Linked DNA regions of Mus musculus: region 1 is linked to region 2. Evidence: chromatin contacts called from ENCODE Hi-C or POLR2A ChIA-PET data. All regions are on one chromosome and are shown on one strand. Each heading gives the region's core, a stretch centred on a gene start or an enhancer-like site at or near the end of the contact. The rest is flanking DNA. Distances are from core to core; before and after follow the strand shown. Region 1 holds the start of Mettl2 (methyltransferase like 2). Region 2 has its middle 4.0 kb from the start of Gm11665.

Region 1 (2,700 bases), core at 144-2,643, 560 kb before region 2:
CACTTGGCTAACTGGTCCTTTAACTGCGAAAAGAGGATACTGGGCTACATGATTTTCAAAATCCCTCTCAACTCTACGAAGCTTTATCTAGTCTTATCTACCTAACAATGCAGGCAGGGTGCCTACTTTGCAACTGGAATATATACATATACTTATTTTTGAGACAAGCTCTCATGCAGCCCAGGCAGGAGTGGAACTCTACGTAGCAAGGATGCTCTTGACCCCACTCAACCTCTTGTCTCTGCCTCCCAAGAGATTACACCCCTACATCTTAGGAGGTACGTGCCTGGCCAGTGACCTCGGTACTATAGAGAAACTATCAGTGCTTATTATCATAACCGATGAGCCATCTCTCCAACCCCCTGATGCCTATTACCTTAAAGTTCCAGGTTTACTTTCAAACGCCTCCTAGAAACAGGGACAACCAGTTCTAGTATTTTATAAAGGAATTATTCTTGTCTTCGGAAATGACCTCTTTCGCTTTGAGCAGACTCGTCTCTCCACTCTGCTGCACGCATCTTTCTTTGGTAGAAGTCCCACATCTCCAAACCCAACACCTCAAGAAAAGATGTTATGATCTAATCCTCTCCTCCCACAGTACGTTAGGATCCGACCACATCAATCTAGCTCTGATGGAAACGTCCCAGCAGAAGGTAAACTGTAGAAGCTACCCTAAGATGACTGAACGACTTTACGGTTGCCACAGGCCAGCCACATCAACGCGACACTCGTAGAACTAGAGAGTTCAACAACAACAACAACAAAGTCCAACCCCAATGGCTTCAAGACTTTGTTAGAAGACAGCCCCTTTGCCTCCTAACCCGTCCCCTCCCCGACCCGTTCTGGGCCGGAGTTCTCCATCAGGTCAGTGATAAAACGATCCCGGTGCCCCCATTTTTCTTGCCGTCTGGAGGAGGCGCGTCCCACACTGCGGGCACAACGGAGCGCACCTTGCTTCTCCGGGCACACCAGCGGGGAGCTGTTCTCCTGCACTTTCCTCTCCGCCGCCGCGGCCTGCTCCTCGGACCACTTCACGTTGTCCCTGTGAAAACCAAACGGGCAGCTTCAGGCCCACCGGTCCCGGACCCGGGAACGTCGGTCCTCGGGAGGCGAACGCTTCAGCTACCGCCGCGGGAGGAGGGCCAGCGGGCAGGGCTTTTCTCCAAGTGCTCCGGGCTGGCGAAGAGCCGGGCGAGATGCAGGGCAGTTACCAGGCATTGTGATGGAAGACGCGCGCCGGGTCGCTCAGGAACCGGTGCCCGAACTGCGGTCTCTTCCCGTCCTCGGTCTCCGGCACGCCTTCAGGGAAGGAGGCCGCCATGACACCGGAGACGGAAACGCCTTCTCTTCCCGAAGGCGAGGACTTCCTGTGGGCCACGCCCCTTCCGGAAGTAGCGTCACTGGGAGGGAAGATGGAGGGCGGGGCGGGGCGGGGCGGGGCGGGGCGGGGCGGGGCGGGGCGGGTTCCAAGTGATTGGGAAGCTCAGCGGAGGCGAGTCCGAAAGGAGTCATTTCTCCCTGGAGATGCACAAGGGCGTGCAGCACGGGGAGGAAGTAGGAGGCTATTCCCTCGAGTACGGTTCCGTGCAGGTCCCAAGATTCCCCCCAGGAAAAGCTTTGACTAGCCGACTGTGATGAGACGTGGTCACCAGACCACAGTCCGCGGGGAGGCAGCGCGTGGGTTTTGAGAGCATGAAGCTTCCGTGTTAAATGACATAACCGACCACACCTCCTTGAAAAGCCAGGCTTAATTGGCACAATAAAAATTGTAATTCGTTCATGCATAGAGCTTGTAATATGTATTCAATTTATTTAAATGTATACATTGTACACTTATATACTATACATATATGTATAAATATTTTAAAACTAATAGTAGGTCACTGGTATATAATTTATAATTGCACATTTTTAGCCTTATATTTTCTATTTAAATAAATTTCCCCTTTATGTGTACGCATGGTTGTGCACCACGTGCATGCAATGCTCATGGAGGCCAGAAGAGGGCACCAGATCTCCTCGAACTGGAGTTACAGATGCTTGTGAACCAACATATGGGTACCAGGGATCAAAATATGGGTCTCCTAGAAGAGTAGCCAGTGCCCTTAATTATAGGGCTCTCCAGGCTCTATAATTTCTTTAGGCTTGGTGGCAGGCAGCTTACTTGCTGTGCCATTTTACCAGCCAGAGTTATTGTTGTTGTTGTTATTATTGTTGTTGTTTTTGTTATTATTTTGATACATTTTGAAGGACTATGTAATTCTGGCTGGCCTCCAGCTCTCTATGCAGATTAAACTGGCCTCAAACTCAGAGATGTGCCTGTCTCTGCCTCTCAAGTACCGGGATTAAAGGCATTCACCATCACATCCAGCTATATGTATTTTTTTTTTTTAATATCATGCTCTTTAAAAGCTGTTAGTGTTCACATTCAACAATCCCATTATATAATTTTTGTGTGTGCAGAAAGCTCATTGTCCTTTTACTTGAAGTTCCAACATTATTTTTAATAAGTGAGCCATTTGAAATATATGGCTGCTTCTCTTTCTCTCTCCTCTCCTCCCTCCCTTCTTCCCCCCCCCCGTGTGTGTTTTAATTATTATTTTCTTTTTAAATATAGAATTCCTCTATATAGCTCTGACTATCTCATAACTCTCTTTGTAGACCAGGAAGGTTTCAACTTCAGAGATCTGCCTGCCTCTG
Region 2 (2,700 bases), core at 3-2,502:
TGCCACGGTTTTTCTCCCCTGGAAATGGAGCTGTTGATAGAACAATGACAGCTGTTCTGTGACTTTTCCTGGGGAATCATGTGTGTGTGTGTGTGTGTGTGTGTGTGTGTGTGTGTGTGTGTATGTCTGCATGTCTGAGTGTGTGCTTGATTAAGTTCGTGTGTACCACAAGCGTGCTGGTGCCCAGGGAAGCCAGGAGTTAGACTGCCCAAAGCTAGCATTGCAAGCAGTTGTGAGTACCTGATTTTGGCACTGAGAGTTGACCTTGAGACTTTTACAAGGATTGCTGAGCCAGCTCTCTGTCTCTGTCTCTACACTTTCTCTTACTTGTTGATATTTGGTAGTTTGGTTGGCTAGTTGGTTGGTTTTGTTTTTCAAGACAGGGTTTCTCTGTGTAGCCCTGGCTGTCCTGGAGCTTGCTCTGTAGACCAGGCTGGCCTTAAAGGGCTGGGATTAAGGGTATGTGCCACCATACCTGGCCCCACTTTCTTTTTTGAGACAGATCTCTCACCAAACCTGGAGCTTGCCATTTTGGCTAAACTGGAGGTCGAGTAAGATGCTAGAATCCTCTTGTCTCTGCCCCCACACCCCAGCACTGGAGTTAAAAACACATGCCATCACACCTGGCTCTTACATGAGGGCCAAGGAGCCAATTCTGGTCCTTGTACTTTACTGGGAAAGCTATTGCTATGCGCCCCAGATAGAGTAGGCAAGGGTAGAAGAGAGGAGAGAACTGAGTCCACAGAGCTGTTCTCTGACCTCCAAACACGCAGGTGCATGCACACACGCACAACTACACAAAGAAAATAAAATGTTGGTATTGTCTCTGCTCTAGCAGATATAAAACACAAACCAAGAAATGGAAGGTCTCACAATGGATCTGTTAAGACTGTCACATTTTGATTTTCTGGTGAAAGATTTGCCACTGTTGGCCAAAAAAGACTGAAAGAAGTCCACAAACTATATAAAGAGAAAGTGCTTTTTGTGGAGACTGAAAAATTACTAAAGTGTCTGGAAGCTGTAGAAAAATGAAAACGCAAAGAAGAGCTGGAAGTCATTGGTCTAATAGAGAAACATGGCTACTTAGCCATAGCCAACTAATGACTTCAAGTCTAAAGAAACGAGGAAAGCTTTGCAGCAAGGAACGCCTGTGACAGAGTTACTGAGGAATCTGGAAGTGATGATGAGAGCTAAATTGGTCCTTGAACCAGGAAGTTCTGAAATATCTTTAGCATGTGAAGCAAAGAAAGCAAAGTGTGGGGTAGCGTGCTTGCAATCCCAATACTGAGAGGTGGAGAGGGGCGGACCCATGGGGCTCACTGGCCCGCCAGCCAAGTCTACACACATGGTGAATCCCAAGCCAGTAAAAGCCTTTGTCTCAAAAAATACATGCATACATGCATACATACTTGTAAGAAGTTGCATAGTGCCTGAGGAATGATAACGTGCACCCCCACACCAGCCCCACATGTGCATGCATGCGAGCGCTTACGCACATGAAAACACACACACAATAAAAAAAATTAAGACCTCATACATATCTATTTCATGTTTTAATTGCATTAAAAACTAGTAAAACAGGTCTCGGACTCAGAATAAAACTGTAGTGGCCCTGGTGGATAAATTATAAAAGTATTGGACGCTTTTTTGCAAAAACATTTTAAGATTGAGCCAGCTAGAAAGCGTCTCTGGCTATTGACGGCAGAGCCTCTGGGAACCAGAGTTCTGAGACCGCTAGTGCAGTTGCTTTGCTAGAGCACGCGGTAGTCACATGAACAGAAAATGATTCATTGCCTTTTCAGATGAACTAGTACCACGTCCTGTCTCGTGACAAGGTGTGACCTTAAAACAGGCTTTAATGACTAGGAATCAAATCCCAGCAGGTGGAACTGATTTTTTTCTTCCAATGATCCAGGACTCAGAAGCCAAACACACGGGTGTTCATTTTAGTAACTGGTGAGACCTTGGTTGGAGAAGTCTGACACGCTGCTGTTCCGAGGGAATATCAGAAGACAGACATTCCAGCTCAACCATTTCAGGAACAACACCGAGTGCTGTCACTGTTTCAGATGCAGATGATACATTCGTGTTGGGTATGTGTAGCTTTGACACTGGAACTCGTGATGTAACCTGAACTTTCACATCACATGTGATATTTCATAACATCTGACTGATGTAAGAGGTCCTTGGTGGCCCATGAGCTCACTGGAGACACAGAAGACACGCAGCGACTACCCAGGATGACGGCACAGTTCTGCACATGATGAAGGGAGAAGGGAAAGGAGGGGGGAATAGAAGAGGGAAGGGAAGAAGGGAGGGAGAGGAGGAGAGGAGGGAAGAAGGGAGGGATCGGGCAGGGAGGAGAGGGGGAGGAAGGGAGCTCACAGAGTTGTATGTACTCAACTAGCTCTTGAGGGGGCTTCTCTGGTCTAACAGGCATCCTCCCAATGGACTGTAAAAAGAGTCAAGAGCTTTGCATTGGTGAATAGGACGCTTGTGCTTAAAGGGAGTGAGATCCAAAAAGTGTGAGGGAGCCCACTTCACACTGCTCACCTGAGCAGTGCATAATATTTGTTTAAATGTTGCCATTGGAAAAGGGAAGTCTTTAGACCTTCCAGATACCCCCAAATGCACCAGACATGTAACCTTCATGGAACTCACACGCGTTTACATTAAGAGGGTTTAAAAAAACATATAAAA

Evidence for each region. A loop is a pair of places that touch in the nucleus more often than their neighbours do. ChIA-PET counts read pairs that join two places held with the same protein, here RNA polymerase II (POLR2A).
Region 1: a loop to region 2 is called in a map of T-helper 1 cell, with 2.5 times the contacts of the local background. The contact joins the promoter of Mettl2 here to the enhancer-like site in region 2. A Hi-C loop is called at or near these places in 1 of 37 maps with a recorded cell type or tissue (T-helper 1 cell). POLR2A ChIA-PET finds 5 or more read pairs at or near these places in 1 of 5 experiments (Patski).

What each region holds. Positions count from the first base shown.
Region 1 is chr11:105,125,118-105,127,817 of GRCm38, reverse strand. It overlaps Mettl2 (methyltransferase like 2), which reads right to left and starts at 1,393. Exons shown (of 9, transcript NM_172567.3): 1 at 1,212-1,393; 2 at 951-1,042. The coding sequence starts at 1,321.
Region 2 is chr11:104,564,843-104,567,542 of GRCm38, reverse strand. It overlaps a transcript of Myl4 not described here and the pseudogene Gm11661. Among named protein-coding and RNA genes, the nearest start is that of Gm11665, 4.0 kb to the right of the region's middle. Within about 2 kb of position 1,252, at least 1 of the 3 ENCODE cell types and tissues checked has a DNase peak (open chromatin) inside an H3K27ac peak, as active enhancers do.